Regions from separate parts of the Homo sapiens genome. Here region 1 is linked to region 2. A link is a loop called in an ENCODE intact Hi-C map of the cell type or tissue named here. Cell type or tissue: heart left ventricle. All regions are shown on one strand. Links, peaks and the distances in the headings refer to the core of each region. The heading gives the core; the rest is flanking DNA.

Evidence for each region. A loop is a pair of places that touch in the nucleus more often than their neighbours do. Peaks named below come from ENCODE experiments on the same cell type or tissue, not always from the same donor. Only the 100,000 strongest peaks of a DNase experiment are listed, where the experiment ranks them.
Region 1: it touches region 2 in a loop (2.0-fold over the local background); 9 of 110 quality-filtered maps call a loop at or near these places.

What each region holds. Positions count from the first base shown.
Region 1 is chr2:173,983,122-173,993,013 of GRCh38, reverse strand. No RefSeq gene overlaps it. Among named protein-coding and RNA genes, the nearest start is that of SP3, 23 kb to the right of the region's middle. RefSeq lists a silencer at 92-265. In heart left ventricle, for the core only: a CTCF peak has its summit at 3,628; no DNase peak of the experiment used is centred there; H3K4me3 peaks cover 349 bases; H3K27ac peaks cover 3,664 bases.
Region 2 is chr2:173,880,659-173,890,550 of GRCh38, reverse strand. No RefSeq gene overlaps it. Among named protein-coding and RNA genes, the nearest start is that of SP3, 80 kb to the left of the region's middle. In heart left ventricle, for the core only: a CTCF peak has its summit at 5,947 (motif pointing left); a DNase peak (open chromatin) is centred at 5,960.

The DNA of each region.
Region 1 (9,892 bases), core at 1,742-6,741, 100 kb before region 2:
TCTACGCCTGGCTAATTTTTTCTATTTTTAGTAGAGATGGGTTTTACCATGTTGGCCAGGCTGGTCTCAAATTCCTCAGGTGATCCACCCGCCTCGGCCTCCCAAAGTGCTGGGATTACAGGCGTGAGCCACTGTGCCTGGCCTCATCCTGTTCTTAAGACCAGCCTGGGACAAGGGCAGAACGGATAATTATGACAATGTTACAATGTTACAGGTGAACAAAGAGAAACGGTAAATGACTTGCCCAAGGTCACGAAGCCTATAAGGAGTAGAAGTAGGACAAGAATCCTAGTGGCCATTACTATTATTGTGATGATTATTATATTGACTCCATGACATACTTCTCTGATTGCTCTGCTCTGCTGTCCTGTATGAAGAGATTTCAGTAATGCGTGTGCCCCAGAGCGGCTTTAGTCTACCCTGGGCTGAGGAGTAGGGTGGCACTGATTGGGTCCTTGCCTTTGGTGCAGATATGGGCTGAAAACCTGGACTTACCTTCCTGGCCCATTTCTTAGTTTTGTTTGTGGCCAGGTATGAGTAAGATGGTTAGAACTGGGGCCCTTTTCACATTTCATGTTTTTCTGGTTTCTAAAAATGAAAATGGCAAGAAATCCCTGCAGCAGGAGTATTTGTTCTAGGCAGGGTATTTCCTGCCAGTTTCCTCCAGGAGGAAGATTTACCTTTAGGGCAGTCACGCTCCCCATCCTAGGTATGTGATTGCTCTGACACCTTTTGAAGCTACATCAGATTCAGCCTTTCAGGCGTGTCCTGGTCTGACTATTGGATTGGAGTGCAAATGCAGTAGATTGCATGAATTAATTTTATTTAAAAAAACAAAACAAAACTGTTCTTAAAGCTGGGAGGTGCACACATTTGCCAATATTATCCTGAAGCTTTAAGGGCCCTCCCAGCCCCAGGGGAGTTGGGCTGGCTGGCTTGACTGCAGTAAGAAGCTGTGGTGACCAGCACGGACTGACGCATGCTGGTTTGACGGTGGGACAGCATCTGGCACAAGCCCTGGCAGTTCATTATCTGAGATCACTCACTTGCATTTGGTCTTTGCTTGAATTTCTTTTGGAAAAAAAGAAGAGAAACACACCCCAAATTCCAGGTAATGGAACATCATTAAATTGGAGGCACCAAGGTTGTGAGAATGGGGAGGATTTTCACTGGACAAGAAAATGTAAAACACCCTTGCTCCTCCATAGCTGGAACTCAGCCATATTGCACGTCTGCATTAATCTGGCTGGTTGTTCTGAGGGCAAGGACCTGAGTTTTGGATGCTCACGAATCAGAGAACGGTGCCAGGGGAAACCCAGAGTTGCATTTAGCAACTCTACCCAGAGAATGCAAAATACACCTTCCTGTTCAGTCCCCTTTACACATTACTTAGACGTGGTGGACTCCCAAAGCTGCAGGGGAAGGCATGACTTCGAAAGTCTCTAACAGGCTCTACGAACATGCTTTCCCACATAAACACTGAGACATCTGGGGAGAAAGGGGGGGAAAAAAGAGGGGTGGAGGCAGGGAGACCTCTAGACAGAATAAGCCAAGAGCGCAACAGCAGCTGTGAACGTGCCAGAGGCAGGCAGGCAGAGAGCCAGGATTCTCTGAGCAAAAGCTAAGCAGCAGGGCAAGCCACTCTCCCAGCAGAGTCACTGGCCTGGAAGTGTTGGATGGTGCCCACCAGTTGCCTAAGCAACCAGGGGGTGTCTAGAATTTCTGGGGGTTCGTTTAAGCTCTGGACCCCAAGAGGGGACTTCTTTATTCTTTCCTAACTGCATGGAGAACAGTTGGAGGGTCTGAAGGGACCATGTGGGTTGGGCTCTGAGAGCTGCTTCCTCCTCGGCTAGCAGAGTCTCTGGCCGTTGTGGATGCGTCAGTGCAGTAGCTCTGTGGCTCTCAAGCTGGGTTCTGCATGGAAAATCATATTCGTTACTGTATCCTAATAATTTGGCATGGGTGGGACTTAATTTTTTAGTTGTTGACTCAAGGTCTCTGATGCACAGGCTGGAGTGCAGTGGTTCAATCACACCTCTCTGCAGCCACCAACTCCTGGGCTCAAGCAATCCTCCCACCTCAGTCTCCCAAGTAGCTGTGACTACAGGTGTGCACCACCTTGCCTGGCTAATTTTTGTATTCTTTGTAGAGATGAGGTCTTGCTATGTTAGTTGCAGACTCCTGGCCTCAAGCAATCCTCCTGCCTTGGCCTCCCAAAGTGCTGGGATTATAGGTTTGAGCCACCGCACCCGGCTTAATTTTTAAATTGTCCTTTGCTGGCTGGGGATCATGTTCTTCTCCCTAGAGTCTCTGCATCACAGTTCTCGAGTCTCCAGCATCCTCCAGCACTTATGATTTCCCTTTTCCCACCCCAGCAGGAAAGAAACTGAGCATGCTGACACTTATAGTATCTCATCCTCAAATCCTCGGAGGCCCAGTCCTCGAGAGAGGTGGTAGCCTTATCTACACCAGCTGTGTGCAGCCCACATCCACAGAGGGGTAGGGAGAGAGCCACAAACACAGCCTCCTCCACTCCGTGGCACCCCCTCTCTTTTCAACCCTCTTCTTTTCTAAAACTAACTGCATTCCCTAGGCCGCCTTATTTTATTTCCTGGCTCCCAGAAATCTTTAGTGTGAGAACAGGCAGAGGAATCTCCTGGGGTGTATTTGGAAGGAAGGGAGTAAGCTCGGGGTTGGATAACTTCCACAAGCGGAATCTCAATCAGTGGTTCTTAACCCTGCTGCACAATAGAATCATCTGGGAGCTGTTAAAAAAATTGCAACGCTCAGGCCGAGGCCCAGAGATTTGGTTCAATGGGTCTAAATAAAGGTTTTGTTTAAAACATTTTTTTTGACAAAGATATTTTTAAAAACAACTCTCAGAGATGAGAAGCACCGACCTAAAGGTGAGTAGCTTGGGCATAAGCACAGGAAAGTCTCCTGTGTGCTGTGTGATGGGTCTGAACCTTATTCATCTGCAGGAGGCCTCTCAGTTTGGGCTGGTCAAGCAGCTGTGCTTGTTGGCAGAGACAGCTTGCTTCCTCCCTTTATCTACCAGATACACCCTCTTCCTTGGCCTAAACTTGAGGGAGGTGATGTTGGGTACAAAGACCCCAATTCTGTGGCATCATTACAGCAAGAAAGTTTTTGAGCAGTCGGCAGAGGAGAAATACTACTTCAGAGCACTGGGAGGGAGGGGGGTGGCTGACTTTTTTTCTAGGTCTAAAATAAAACCCAGAGGATGGGCGGGATGAAGACAAAAGGAGGGATGAAACAGAAGTGAAACAGCAGATAGAATCATGAACGAAAATGAGAGCATCCAGAAAGACTAAAAATTCTCATACACCTGTTCTTTGAACATCTCAGAAAGTTGGTCTTTTGACTCAAACAATTAAAATTACAAGTGGCCTTCCTTGGAAATCTGTCTCAAATCTCTGAATAGCTATAGCTCTGGCAGCTGCGTTGGGACAGTTATTTCAGTGTCCCAGAGGAAAGATATTTTGGGGTTTAGTCCTTGCCAGAAATAAGAAGCCAAGGGAAAAGGAGAAACATTACAGAATTTCCAAAAATATTTTGATAGCAATGCAAAACTTTGTAGAGGCTTGAAGAAAAACTAGAATACACTCTTATTTTAAGGACGCCTAGTGGACTGGCTCTGTATTTTGGCCAGTAGATTATTATGTTTGTCAGATATTCGGAAGGGCCTGTAAGTTCATGGATATACACATTTGAGTGTGTGTGTATACTGTGTGTGTGTGTATTTGTATGTATGCGTGCATTGGTTTATAATATATGTTCTCAGTCACTGTTGTGATTTGTATATATGGACTAGATTAGTTTTATTTAAGTTTTAAAATAATATAGGCCTTTTCCTATTTAGGAAAATGAGAGCGATAACATCAGGTAAGTCTGGTGGGAAAGTTAAACAGGGAAGTCTTCAGTTAGAGATTTAAAGTTGGACTATACCACTTAAGCATCAAATAAGACCTGACCCATCTGCAGTCATCAAGGCAGTTCTGGCTCATTACCGTACTCAAGAACCTTTTGTAGGTCTGGCTGGGAAATCATTTGTTCCTAAGAAAGCTTGCTGTTTTTCTCCTCCAGCCTTTCTTCCCTGTACCAGCTCCTACGTCCCTTGCATTGCTTAGGAAAAGTCTCTTTCTTTCTCTTCTTTCCTTCTTTTTTTTTTTTTTTTTTAGAGATGGGGTCTAGCTCTATCACCCAGGCTGAAGTGCAGTGGTACGATCATAGCTCACTGCAGACTCCAACTCCTGGCCTCAAACTATCCTCCCACCTTAGCCTCCCGCACAGCTAAGACTGCAGGCACGCGCCATCCTACCTTGCTTGGAAGAGTTTGTTTCTACTGTGTCCCAGTCTTAGTGGTTAAAGGACTTTGCTTCTCCCCCAGCAGTTTGGCAATAAGACTGTTTAATGGGTTCTCATTTTTATTAGTGAAAACTATTATTGTTCTGTAATATTTTATTTGTTACAATGTGTTCATTTTCTCCACTAACACCCAAGGGCGGTGTTGTACAGGGTACAGTTTTGAAAATAAAAAATAAAAATAAAACAACGTTAATTATGCCTTAAAGGTTGGCAGATGTGGATTTAAGAATTATTACATTGTACAGGTATCCCTCAGTCCTGTGCATGTTAATAAATATCTTTCCATCAGTCAACTTGTCTGGGCAGCCAAATCTGTAGAATCAGTTTTTGATTAAAGCTACCAAAAGTGGCAAAGCTTTGCTTATCTCAGCAAAGAAGGTTTTCATGCAATTTGGGACAGAGGAATAAACATTTCCGTGGTAAAAAATAAAAGTACAGGGTTTGAAGGAACAAGATTTTCTTAAGTCATCCAAGTGTGAGGCCCTGAAGGATAGGTAGCTAATACTGAGTAGAATTCAGATTGGAGTTCTCCTCCAGAACTCAGCAATTGAGTAAACAATACGTTATCTGCTCCATAAAGTGTGTAAAACAAACTCACCCTAGTGGCTCTCTTTTTAACTTTCTCTGTGATAAGGAAAAGAAATTGTATATTTATTTAAAAAGAATGAATGAATGAATGAAAGACTATTTTCATTCACATGATTATACCTGAAGGAATTTGTTTTGTTTCTTTGAATTTTAAAATATTGACACTGGGGCTGGGCATGGTGGTTCACACCTGTAATCCCGGCACTTTGGGAGGCTGAGGTCAGGAGTTTGAGATCAGCCTGGCCAACATAGTGAAACCCTATCTCTACTAAAAATACAAAAATTAGCTGGGCATGGTGGTGGGCGCCTGTAATCCCAGCTACTTGGGAGGCTGAGGCAGAAGAATTGCTTGAACCCAGGAGGCGGAGGTTGCAGTGAGCCGAGATTGTGCCACTGCACTCCAGCCTGGGCAACTGAGCAAGATTCCATCTCAAAAGAAAAAAAAAAATTGACATTGGTAACATGTAAGCCCCCCAAAGCATAGTTTCAAGTTCATGTTGTTACTAAATTTAAAATTGAGCTTAATTAAGGAAGTTTTATAGTTAAATGCTAATTGATAATGATAATTAAAATTTTACAGTGCTGTACAGTTTATAAAAAGTGTTCATATGCTTGCTTATTTAATTTTCACAAACCTAGAGAGGAAGATCAGAGAAGTTTTATTATCTCCACTTCGTGGGTAGAAAAGCCTCAGGAAAGTTAAGGAACTTGCCCCAAGCCATAAAACTGGTACCCTGAAGAAATTAAATCTAACACGAAACCCATGGTCTTGTTTAATTGCTAATGGATTCATTGGTAAGGACAGTTGAAAGCTAATGAGTGTCGGTATCTTGGATCATATGGTTTCTTATTAAAGTTTTAAATTTTGTTAGGGTTTTCTCAGATGGTAAGCAAGCTTAAGCTTCCCATGGTTTCAGTTCTCTCTGTCCCATATTCATCAGAACTGTTGGCTCAGGCAGCTGTTGTTCCTGGTCCCAATATTGAATGAGATCTAGAAAAATTCTTTCCTCTTAGCATAGTCCAGCCCAGCTGTGACAACATTGGACCCTTTCGAAATTGGCTCATCCTAGTAAACTGGGTAAACAATTACGAAAGCATATAAATGGATGAGTTGATGGAACAAAGTTTTTTAAATTCTAACTTAACTATTGCCTGGCCTATATCTGCAGCAGCTTTCAGGACACCCAACACCAGCTTCCTTGCCTTGATTTCATCCTGTTTGGGGTGATGAAGAAGATGTGATACCAAAGTACTCAAGATTTCCCATCTAACAAGAAATCAGTCCTCTCTATTGTACTCTTAAGCATGAGCTCTGTCTGATCACGCATCCTGCTGTAGTCACTTCTGTTCTTCAGCCACCTTTGGCACTTCTGTTAGACCTCACAGGGCATGTCATCTAATGTGACAGAAAAGCACTAGGCTGAGAGGAAGGAAGCAGGGGACAGACACATCTACATCTCTCTGTGTGACACTTGCAAGTCACTTTGCTTTTCTGGTCTCAGTTTCCTCATCTAGGAAGTAAGTGGGTTAAGCTGGACCCACTCATATTTTCTCAGCCTCTGTCCTAGAAGTCTCTGGGAGAAGTCAGAGATCCCTGAGGGCCAGAGCCTAACAAGCCCCTAAAGGCCGAGGCCTAAGAGCTTAAGAAGCCCCTGAGGTAGTAAGGAAAGGGGCCTCTTTAACACATAAGAGAGGATTGGGTTGGACCTGGGGCCCAGAAATGCAGAGACCCTACTTCTCCAAATACCCAAGGTGCTGAAAACAAAGTCATTTGGGGCGCAGAGATACAAATACCAGGGACAAGCAAGGTAATAACCTCCAAGAATTGAGACTTAGAGAAAATGCACAACTACCACAGGATTGACAGATGATGCCCACGTGGGACTCTTCTCTATTGGAATGTAAACTTCATTCTAATAGGTAGGACTTTTGTTCCATTTAATGATGGTTTCCACACATAGGCACTCCATACCTGCTTGTTGAATGACAAATAAATAAACTTATGATAAGCTAAATGAGCAATGTGAGATTATCTGACTTACCTAACTGCATTCACTCTAAAATCACCCTGAGTCCTAGGGCTGATCTCTGTGTAGTTGTGGTGTATTTAGAATCACTAGCTAAGCTACTATCCATGTAGCCACTAAATGGTGTAGCCTTGTACCACTTGCATTGACCCTTGCCTGTGGAATGGTTGGCCTGACATTTATGACTCTGCCCATTATCAGTTAATCAACATCTTGTGTATAATCATGCTGTAATACAATTCAGTCAGTAAGCTGAAATGGTCGCCAAGATCATATTGACCTTTGGAGACACTGATTGTACAGAACTAAGGGTGTGTTGATATGTGAGTGGATATGTAAGTAACAAATAGTAAACTGTGAAGAAAAGGAGAAAAAGAGAAGAAAGCCACCCTATCTTTGTGCCTCTGCTGCTTTGATAATCAGGAATGTGCTCGGATCAGTTTAAAAATACTCTGTGTTCTACTTTGAAAACAGAGTACATAAAATGATTTTCTTAACATTTTACATGTAATAGCGGCAGTCAGGTCTTTTTGAACACAGGAAAAGCCTGACACAAATATGGAACAAACCAAATATGGTAATAGGGTTAGAAAAAACCTGGCAGCTCCTGCAAAACCTGCACAGGGCCAATGCCAAAGCTCTGAACTGTTGCTGAGCTCTACCCCCTGAGGCTGGGCCGCCTTATCGGCCCTCTCCTTCAGACAGGTTCAGGCTTCTCTTCATTTGGTTTATCTGCAACCCAGTTCCATAACCTGATGATTTGCCTCTTTTGCTTAATTCCTACATTAGTAGTTTTTTTTTTTTTTCATTCCTACCAGCCTCTGTTCTGTCTGTGTTTTATGAAACATTTCCTCGTGGTGTGTCTGTACTGTGAGGCACATACTCCAGGATATCGGACATGTTGGTTAGCCCTGTGCGTTCTTCCCAAGAGGCATGTAGGTTTCCATAGTTTGGCTTATATGGGATCCTGTTCCTCCAAGCAGCGTGCAACTGAGTAAACAGATAAGGCAGGCAAACATTGGATGATGTGTAAATAAGTAAATAAAAGAACTAGGACAATGGAGGTTATAAGGAATATATTTAAAATACATAACTTACAAGGAAATAAGATTTGTTGTTTTTAGGCCAGGCGCAGTAGCTCATGCCTATAATCCTAGCACTCTGGGAGACCGAGGTGGGTAGATTGTCTGAGCTCAGAGGTTCAAGACAAGCCTAGGCAACATGGCAAAACCCCGTCTCTACTAAAAATACAAAAACATAAAAAAAATTAAAAAAATTAGCTAGGCATGGTGGCGCACACCTGTAGTCCCAGCTACTCAGGAGGCTGAGGCAGGAGAATTGCTTGAACTGGGAGGTGGAAGTTGCAGTGAGCTGAGATCTGGGCGACAGAGTGAGACCCTGTCTCAAAAAAATAAATAAATAAAATAAAAAGTAAAAATAAATAAATAAGATTAGTTGTTTTTAGTAGAGAGAGTAAAAAGGTCTGGCAGATGGATGGATTTATGACTTGTTCATTCCTCATCCAATGATAACTAAGTAAATGTGCTATGCTAGACACTGTAAGATAGAAAGAAGATGGATAAAACATAATTCCTACTCTTAAAGGTTATACTTTGGCCAGGCCTGGTGGCTCCTATCTATAATCCCAGTACTTTGGGAGGCTGAGATGGGAAAACTGCTTGAGCTCAGGAGTTTGACACCAGCCTGGGCAACATAGTGAAACGCTGTTTCTACAAATATAATAAAATTAGCTAGGCATGGTGGCACATGCCTGTAGTCCCAGCTACTTAGGACACTGAGGCAGGAGGATTGCTTGAGCCCAGGAGTTCGAGGCTGCAGTGAGTCACAGTCATGCCACTGTACTCCAGCTGAGTGACAGAGTAAAACCCTGTCTCAAAAAAAAAAGTTATAGTTTGTAGAAGAGAGATGATATATGTACTCATACTAGGGAAAAAGTATTATTACAAAGGAGATACACAAGGTTAAGGCAAGGAAGCAATGATTTGGGTTAGGGAGGAGGTGGAAGCATTTAAAGTGGGCTTAAAGCATGGATAAGATGGGTGCGATTTCGCGTAACGAATGTTTTGCCGGGTCACTGATGCCTCGAGGTAAAAATAAGTCACATTAGATGAAAAAGCAACATTTTTCTGGCTTTGGCCAAGATTTACCATCATAGCATTCTCAGAATCTTACAAAATCTGCTCTCCTCAGTATGTTTTTGGCAGTTGCCAGGGCAGTAGTTCTCAACCTTTTGAGGATTACATTCTTTTTTGAGAATCTGACAAAACCTATTGAATCTCTTCCCAGAAATACAAACATATACCCAGTAAGTTGATGTAATTTTCCAGAGTTCATGGACCCCTGCAGCCTGTTCTTGAACTCCCAGTGGTCCATGGTTTCTAGTGTAGGCATCCTGGTGCAGACTGTACCTGAGGCACTGAAGCTATTGGTGTTCACAGCAACGTAGCAAGGTCACACTGCCAGTGGCTTGGGAACGCTTGCTATGCACAGAAGCCACATTGTTTTCTCGGAGCTCTCAGTGCCTCTAGTGCAGACTGATCTGCATAACTCTTAGGGCCAATTTTGGTGCTAAAGCAGGGTTCCTCACTAGAGTGTTCCCACATGTACACACACGACCAGAATGAGGAGTGTAGTTTGCAGGGTACACGCATTTTTTAATGTTTTCCTGGTGATTCTGATACCTGTGATGCATCCCTCCACACCTACTGACTTAGGATGTTATTTTCTATGGGCCTCCTCCATCCCTCATGCTGAGATACTCCTGGCAAGCCCATCAGACATGCCCAGACGAATCTGTATCCTGGCTTGGAGCCCGGCTTTGGCTCAGGCTAGGACATCCCTCCCACTCCCCTTCCGTGCTGCATTTACAC
Region 2 (9,892 bases), core at 3,150-8,149:
AGCAAAGGCACATCTTACATGGTGGCAGGCAAGAGAGCATGTGCAGGACAACTACCCTCTATAAAACCATCAGATCTCATGAGACTTCTTCACTATCATGAGAACAGAAGGAGAAAAACCCACCACCATGATTCAATTACCTCCCACTGAGTCCCTCCCATGGCATGTGGGGATTATGGCAGCTGCAATTCAAGCTGAGATTGGGGTGGGGACACAGCCAAACCATATCATTCCACCCCTGGCACCTCCCAAATCTCATGTTCTCATATTTCAAAACCAATTAAGCCTTCCCCAAAGTCCCCCAAAGTCCTAACTCATTTCAGCATTAACTCAAAGGTCCATAGTTCAAAGTCTCATCTGAGACTAGGCAAATCCCTTCCACCTATGAGCCTGTAAAATCAAAAGCAAATTAGTTATTTCCTAGATATAATGAGGGTACAGACATTGGGTAAATATTCCCATTCCAAATGGGATAAATTGGCCAAAATGAAGGGGCTATAGACCCCATGACAGTCAGTCCTAAACCCAGCGGGGAAGTCAAATCTTAAAGGTCTGAAATGATCTCCTTTGACTTCATGTCTCATATCCAGGTCACACAGATGTAAGAGGTGGGTTCCTGTGGTCTTGGACAGCTCTGCCACTGTGGCTTTGCAAGGTACAGCCCCACACCTGGCTGCTTTCATGGGCTGGCCATTGAGTATCTCTGGCTTTTCCAGGCACATGGAGCAAGCTGTTGGTAGATCTACCATTCTGGGGTCTGGAAGATGGTGGCCCTCTTCTCATAGCTCTACTAGGCAGTGCCCCATGGGGACTCTGTGTGGGGGCTCCCACCCCACATTTCCCTTCAGCACTGCCCTAGCAGAGGTTCTCCAAGAGGGCTTCACCCCTGCAGCACACCTCTGCCTGGACATCCAGGCATTTCCATACACCCTCTAAAATCTAGGTGGAGGTTCTCAAACCTCAGTTCTTGACTTCTGTGCACCTGCAGCCTGAACACCATGTGGAAAGTGCAAGGCTTGGGGCTTGCACCCTCTGAAGCAATGTCCCAAGCTGTACGTTGGCCCCTTTTAGCCACAGCTAGGATACAAAACCAAGTCCCGAAACTGCACAAAGCAGCAAGACCCCTGGCCTGACCCACAAAACCATTTTTTCCTCCTAGGCCTCTAGGTTTGTGATGGGAGGGGCTGCTGACATGCCCTAGAGACATTTTCCCCATTGTCTTGGCAATTAACAGCTGGCCCCTCATTACTTATGAAAATTTCTGCATCAGGCTTAAATTTCTCCTCAGAAAATGGGCTTTTCTTTGCTATTGCATTGTCAGGCTGCACATTTTCTGAACTTTTATGCTCTGTTTCCCTTTTAAAAATAAGTTCCAATTCCAAACCATATCTTTGTGAATGAAAAAAACTGATTGCTTTTAAGAGCACCCAAGTCACTTCTTGAATGCTTTGCTGCTTAGAAATTTCTTCTGCCAGATACCCTAAATCATCTCCCTCAAGTTCAAAGTTTAATGGTTCTCTAGGGCGGGGGCAAAATGCTGCCAGTCTCTTTGCTAAATTAGGATAGCAAGAATCACCTTGCTCCAGTTCCCAATAAGTTCCTCAACTCCATCTGAGACCACATCAGCCTGGACTTTATTGTCCATATCACTATCAGCATTTTGGTCAAAACCATTCAACAAGTCTCTAGGAAGCTTCAGACTTTCCCACATCTTTCTGTCTTCTGAGCTCTCCAAGTCTCTAGGAAGTTCTAAACTTTCCTACATTTTCCTGTCTTCTTCTGAGCCCCCCAGTCTGTTCCAACCTCTGGCTGTTACCCAGTTCCAAAGTTGTTTCCACATTTTTGGGTATCTTTATAGCAGTGCCCCACTACCTGGTACCAATTTACTGTATTAGTCTGTTCTCATGCTGTTAATGAAGACATATTCAAGACTGGGTAATTTATAAAGAAAAAAACATTTAATGGACTCAGTCCCACATGGCTGGGGAGGCCTCACAATCATGGCAAAAGGCAAAGAGGAGCCAAGGCATGTCTTACATAGTGGCAAGCAAGAGAGCATGTGCAGGGGAACTGCCCTTTATAAAACCATCAGATCTCATACGAACAGCATGGGAAAAACTCCCCAACATGATTCAGTTACCTTCCATGGGGTTCCTCCCATGATGCATGGGGATTAGAGCTACAAATCAAGCTCAGATTTGGGTGGGGACACAGCCAAACCATATCAAGGAGGAAGGCAATGAGATTTCTTGTCACAGTCTCCAAAGTGGAAGAGGATTTTGCAACCAGAAAATGTCAACATGCCCTTTTCCTCCTTGGGTGAAAAAGCCTTAAAAATGATTTTTGTGTAGGGCTGCCCTTGCAGAACTTTTGCATGAATTAGAGGAAGGCATTGCTCTGGGCAGCTGCAGGCCCCCGCAGGACTTGCAGCTTGACAAAGGGAGCTTGGGCTGGATTTGGCCATTACTTGAAACAGGTTGTCCAGGAACAACCTGAATAACTGAGTGATGGACCTGATCTGTGTGTCCCTTAAAGAATGCTTATATTATTCCTGAAAATGGTGGCTATGGACAGGAATTGTTGGCAGGGTTGCTGTTGACACTGTGCTGTTTTTCCTCTGTTCCTTTTCTCTCTGCTCCTCTTTCTTTTTTCCCCTAGTACCTCTGAATGGGATCCCCAGAGTCAGCACATGTCTCTCAGACTTCAAATCCTTTCTTCTAGTCATTCATTAAAAATTACTCACTCTATGTTCCATTCCTCCAAGACCCTACCATGGGACATAAATTAATCTGATTAATAAATTGGGGCTAAGTTGCTAATGATTAATAATATATTAATAGTATATTACTCCTTCAGAGAGCACTGAGATGAATATTTATAGATTGGGCCATAGCATTTACATTTTAAGAGAGACCTTCGAGGCCTTAACCCAAAATTAGATGAATGAGGTGAATTTCATGTTCTGTGGCATGGCCAATAGAATGATGTTTTAGGGCTGAGTTTTCTTACATTTCTCAGGAACACTATTTAGGTAGGTGGTCTACTTATGGAAAAAAAAGTGAATTCAGTTGATAACCAAAAGTGGCATTCAAAAGTATTGGGCAAATTGAAGAGGCATATTTACAAACATTTCAAACTTTCATTTAAAAAAAATACTAATGGCAGTATTTTAACATTTTGTAAATTGCAGCTCTTATTTGCTTTCCTGGCTGAACACTTTTCCCCTTCTTTCTTTTCAATGGCCTGTGAATTTACTATACTTATCTAAATTTAGTATTGTGTTAAATGTAGTGAATTTATTTGCACACTTGTCCAGGAACTACCAGAAAGCCCTGGAGTAAATTAGCTTCCATCATAGCGTGGCTCAGAAGCTCACATGATGTCATCAGGTCCTCCGGTTCCTTTCCTCCTTTTCTTGCCCTTTAATCTTCAGTGACCCTCTACTTTCACCTGCTACGTCAAAAAAAAAAAACAAAAAAAAAAACTCTTTTGGAGTAATTTAAAACTTATAGAGAAGCTGCAAAATAGTAAAGAAAGTTTCTGCATACCCTGCACCCAGTCTCCTCTCACATTAACGTCATGCATGACAATAAAACAGTGACCAAAACCAAGAACTTAACACTGGTACAATACAATAAAACCAGAGACTAAATTTCACCAGTTTTTCCATTAAAGTCTGTTCCAGCATCTAGTCGAGGGTCTCATGTCACCGCTAGTGGTCATGCCTCCTTAGTGGCCTCCATTTTATGACATTTCCTCAATCTTTGCCACCTTTCATGACCTTGACATTTCTAAAAAGCAGTGGCCAGTTATTTTGCAGAATGTCCTTCAAGTTGGGCTTGTCCACTCTTTTCTTATGATTAGCCTGAGGTTATGCATTTGTGGTAAGAATGTCTTAGGAATTATTACAGGCTTCTGAGGCCATCAAATTAGTTGTACACGATGTCGACATATCATATTACAGAGAACGTTAACCTTAAGTGATGTCTGCTGGGTTTCTCCAATGGAACGTTATTATACCCTTTGTCATTACTAAATACCTGGAATGAGATACTTTGAGACTATGCAACTATCTTATTTCTCCTCAAAATTTTCCCCACTAATTTTAGAGACCATTGGTGGACTTTCCTGCAAAATTTCTTACTATATTTTTCTATTAGTAATTTTCTATTTCCCTCATTTCTTCTACATTTGTTGGATTTTTTCTGTATCTTTTCTGTTTATTTGTTCACTTATTTGTTGAAAAAATAAAATTTATTGATATCATAAATATTTATTTTATTCAAGTATTATAATCCAATACTTATTTTGTTGCTCAAATGGTTCCAGGTTTTGCTTTGGGGAACTCTTTTATGCTCTCTGATATGCCTTCATCATTTTTTTGAGCTCTTGCCTACTTTCCAGCACCAACAGATATTACAGGCTCATTTTATATTTTCTCTACCCCAGCCATGGATTCATTCACTTCTCCAAGGAGTCCCAGTTCCTTTTATTGGAGAATGGTATTTAGAACCCAAGATCTGGGTGGTAGGTGTGCTCATCATTACTGGGATGTCATTGCATCTATGCCTGCTTAGCAGATAAGGCTAGCAAATATATGTATTTTCCCATGCATACATGCACACATACATATATCTGTATTTATTTCTGTATTATCTATCTGGATCTATATTGGGGAAAAAACCATGAGTTCACACTAGTACCTCCAATTCTAATCCCAGAATCTCAAGGTTCATTCTAGACTTTTCCCCTTTCCTGATTTTAATTTCTTTCTTTGACAGTGAGAAACCTGGCTTTCTTTACCTACAATATGTTTACCTATTTACTCAACCCTAGTACAAATATATAAAGCACTTTTCCAATTGTTAATCTATGCACCTGTGAGGAACTCCTCTACCTTGACTCTGCTTTGTCCTGTGAAAGCCTGTCTCTCATCAGGTTCTACCCATGTGATGGCCCAGCATCTCCAAGCTTACATTCTCCCCACCTTAAAGAAAGAGTGCTTCCTTTCTCTTTCCCAGGAGTTTCAGAAAAAGCTGTAAGGTGGGTTCTTATTGGACTGACTGGGTTCTGTGCTTATCTCTAATATATTAACTGTGGCCTGAGGAATGGAATAACCTGACTGGTTGGACCTGAGATACATGCCCAGCTCTGAGCCTCAGAGGTGGTGATTGGCCCACCCAACCCATAGAGAAGAGTGTAGGTGAGGAGTGGTTATCTAAAGAAAATAAGAATCCTTTTGTCAGAAGAAAGGAAAAAATTCTGTGCAGTGTAAACCCACACAGATCCACTGCATCCTCAAACGGGACAGTAGCACAGCAATGCTAATTGAGGGGGTAGCAACATTGCGGAGGCATCAGGAGCAGAGAGTCAGAGAAATGTAGGTAATACTGCATAGATGCAACTCCCACAAAAGAGCAATTTAAAAAGATGTATGGGCCAGGCGCGGTGGCTCACGCCTGTAATCCCAGCACTTTGGGAGGCTGAGGCGAGCAGATCATGAGGTCAGGAGGTCGAGACCAGCCTGGCCAATATGGTGAAACCCCATCTCTACTAAAAAAAAAAAAAATATGAAAATTAGCCAGGCATGGTGGCATGCACCTGTAAGTCCCAGCTACTTGGGAGGCTGAGGCAGGAGAATCACTTGAATCTGGGAGGCAGAGGTTACAGTGAGCAGAGATCGCGCCACTGCACTCCAGCCTGGGCGACAGCATGAGACTCCATCTCAAAAAAAAAAAACAAAAAAACGTTCAGTTGATATGAAAAGGAATCTTGCTCCAATTTAACAAGAATTACTGCCAGGGTTGTTAAGAGGAAATAGCTGCTTGAATAAGCTGATAACTGGAATGCTTTTCATCCAAATTTATGTTAAAACTCTATGACATGTCTTCTAGACTCTTTAGTTCCAACAGGTCACTTTGCCTAAGATTTGGGCAACTGCCACCTTGTGGCCAGGACTGCCCTGTGGATTAGGAGGGGCCAGCTTGGGCTTCTGGCTTTGTTGCCAGCGGATGTCCAAGATCACTTTTCTATTGCTAATAAAATGACTACAGCTTAAAGCTTCTATACAGTGGAATAACTTAGAAATCCAATCTGTTTTTTTCAAGATTTGAAGCCATAGAAAACTTTTAAGTAAGATATAGTAGAGGGTTTTGTTTTGTTTTTATATGTAGAGCTAATAAATGCTATTTAGTCTTGGACTGTGAACTTATTCTAAACCTTTCCTTCAGGCTAAACTTGTGGGATTTTACTTGCTCTGGTCTCCAGTCCTAAAAAGAAACCAGCTGTATCCTGTAGTTGGCCACCTGTCCTGAATTTGAGAGAGTCAGTTCCAAGGACAAGCCTGGGGTCTCTGTCAGCCTCATTCTAGGCAGGAGGAATGTTTTCCTTGGTGTGCCTGGTAACCTCACTGCTGACGATTGCTCCCTCTTTTACTGACATTTGTGTAATTAATACTTCATTTACATAGAAAGGAATTTCTCTAATTAAATGTTACATTTCATTAATCTAGAATTCTGGTGAAAATTATATTTTAACAAGACTTTGTGACTCCCAGCCTCTTTTAAAAATCGTCTGTATCTTTAATGGGGCTTGGCCCTTTTTTTCTTCTGAGATGTTAGAATGTATCTGTAATAGATGACAACAGTTTTTATGCAGCTACCCAGTGGTTTAATCACAATGCAAAAACAACACTGCTAATCTGAACAATCTACATGGATGACAACTCATTGAAATAACTATCAATTAACAACATAATTGTCAGTTATAAGTTGCCAACATTAAAATAAGCAATTGTTACTTCTATGAGGCTTTTGTGCTTTTTTTTCTCCCCCTCTGCAGGGTGTGGATATAGGGCAGGGGCCTGGGTTGAAAAGCTTAAACTGATGACCAAGTTACTTGTTGTTTTAATCACTGGATCCTCTTCCTTATAGTTTACTCTGAAGTGAAAATAGTGGTACTAGTCATAAAATTCCACTCCAGGCTTGGCAGGTCAACCTGGCCTTGGTTTTGAAATCTCTGTAGCATCAAATGTGATGCCAGGTCTCTATTCCCTTTAATCAGGGCCTGCTGTAGACAGAGCATGACATGTGAGTTCTCTCCTATTCTGTTCGATCAAGATCATGTCAAAGAAAACCCAGCCTCTGTGTGAAGGCAGAGTCCACTTTTGCTAGAGCAGCTGAAAAGAATTTAACCCAGTACTGTCAGGATAATGGCCTCAATGTCTCCTCTCTACACGATTTCAGCTGAGAGACCCCGCACCCCAAGCATCTGTGGGTGAGTGAGCAAAACGTGTAGCAGAAAAAGACTCAGGACTTGGTGGAGGAGGGCACTGTGAAAGTCAAAATTGCCACAACCACCTTTTGTGTTTCTCTCTCTCTCACTTGGTAGAAGACAGGTAGCCAGGTGGACCCAGGTTCCTGGTCATACAGGAACACCTTCAGGAGGAACTACCTCAAGGTAGGACTCCAGCTTGTGCTTGGGCACACAACACTTCAAGGTGCAAAATCATGCACCACAAGCCAACACCTGGAGCTAGCTGAAACAGGAATTATGACTGAACTACAACCGGCCCTTTTGCATTAAGCCAATCAATCTGCATCATCAGGTGGTACTTCTCCATCTGAAGACAGTTTGACTTGGAACTTGCAGCAAATAGCCACCTCCCGCTTTGTGGGGCATGGTGATGGAATGGAGAAAAAGTAGGCATTTGAACTAGATCCCTGGAATTAGAGTAGTGGTGCTGTGAGTTACTGTCAGAGCATGGCCAGGCTCTTTTCTTGGGTCTTTAATTTCTTACCTCTAAAATGATGACAATAAATCCATCTTGCAGTGTTGTTTAGAGGATTAAGTCAGCTGACACAGGTAAAGTGCTTCGGGCATTGTTGGTGTTTACAAGTGGCTGGTCATGATTAATTTAGAGAGACAGCAACAAAGACTCTTGTTTTTCTGAGATGGAGTCTTGCTCTGTCACCCAGGCAGGAGTGCAGTGGCACAATCTCAGCTCACTGCAACCTCTGCCTCCTGGGTTCAAGTGATTCTCTTGCCTCAGTCTCCCAAGTAGCTGGGATTACAGGCATGTGTTACCACGCCTAGCAAATTTTTGTATTTTTAGTAGAGATGGGGTTTCATCATGTTGCACAGGCTGGTCTCATATTCCTGGGCTCAAGCAATCCACCTGCCTCCACCTCCCAAAGTGCTGGGATTACAGGCGTGAGCCACCAAGCCCAGCCCAAAGACACTTTTATTGGCCTAAAAATATTTACGTTAATGAAGTAGCTTTGCTTCTTTGATCATAATGAAAGGAAATTTAAGTTAAAAATTGTTAAAGTAGTCATCAGTATTTTCATTTTAAAACTTAAGATTCAGTGGACTGTTATTGTTCCTATGCATACTAACTTTATGAATCATTCACTCCTGAATCAAGCTTTTCTGTGCAACCGAGTAGGTGCTATTTATAAGTGAATGAGTTTTGCAAATAGACTGTGACATGCACAGGTGACGTTTAATAATAGTATAGCAAATATCCTTTGTGTTCTTCCCATGGTTATATCATTTTGACTGTACGTAGCACAGTCAGCATTCCAAAGAAGTCAAGAACTCTCTGTTATCCTAATATCATGCTTGGAGAAGATATGACTCTGCTTTTTATGCTCATCAGCTTAGGGTGGGGGGCACTTTTTAGGCATCAAAGAACAAGGTTTCCAGTTATTTGATACTTTGCATATTTTTCTTTTCTAAATGCTTCTCCTAAGGCAGCCCACTGTTGTGCTTGTCGTGTCACTTGGGTGCCTCTAGACATCTGTACGCTTCTCCAGCTGCATGGGAGACACACTTCACCTTGTGGCTCCTCCTTTCAAAGGTTGCCTGTGCTGCATGGAAGAACAGTTGACTTTGCTGATAGGAAACGTCTCATTGCACCCTCTTTCCACACCATCTGTCTGACCTGGACCCATTCCAAACACTACGGCTTTGCTGGCAGAATGGTCTTCCTGCTACAGAAGTTTTGTAATCTGCTAATTGACAGGGTAAGGAAAATTTATATTTGGGTTACAGCTGAAAAGTTGGATGTTTCTTTGATGGGGCTTTAAATACTGACATATGCTGCCTTGGTTTTTGATTTTAGGCATCCCCGTCTGAGCACAATCACGCGCTCTCCCCTGTGTTCTCTGCCTCATTGAGAATATGGCAGCCTTTGGAGAAGAACACCAATATGATCTACTAGGGAATTATCATCTACTTAGTTTACTCATTAAGCAATGATTTTATTATTATTATCTCTTTGTAGTATGAGACAGATGGCAAAGAAGGAGTTTGCTTTATTGAACAAGATGCAGTACTGGGCATGGCAGATCTCCCTGAATGGTTAACATCTTCCACAGTCACTCAGTCTAATAAGCACCTTTGCTTTTGTACAGGGTCTGATTCTACACTCAGCTGTTAATTTAAGTGCAAAGCTGTTATCAAGTCTTCTTCTTCTTTTTTTTTCAGGGACATCGTCTCACTATATTGCCCCAGGCTGGAGCAAAGTGGGGCTATTCACAGGTGTGATCACAGCGTACTACAGCCTCTAACTCCTGGGCTCAAACGATTCTCTGCCTCAGCCTCCCGAGTAGTCAATTATTTTTTTCTACAGGTGGGCTGAGGACAGAAAAATCCTAAAGATGGAAGTATCATTAAAATCGTGCTGATCCAGTTGACGTTTGTGGTTGCCCTCATCTTGCAATTGTGCTTTAAAACTCAATGTGAGCAACCCCCACTGAAGTGAGTACGGTCATGCTTACTGATCCAGACCTGAGTCCTTCAAGTGGTGTCCTCTGTGCACGAAAGCTACATGCACATACTGCAGGCAGTGCATGAGTGTGGTATGACATTGTGCCTCTGGACTCCTGGA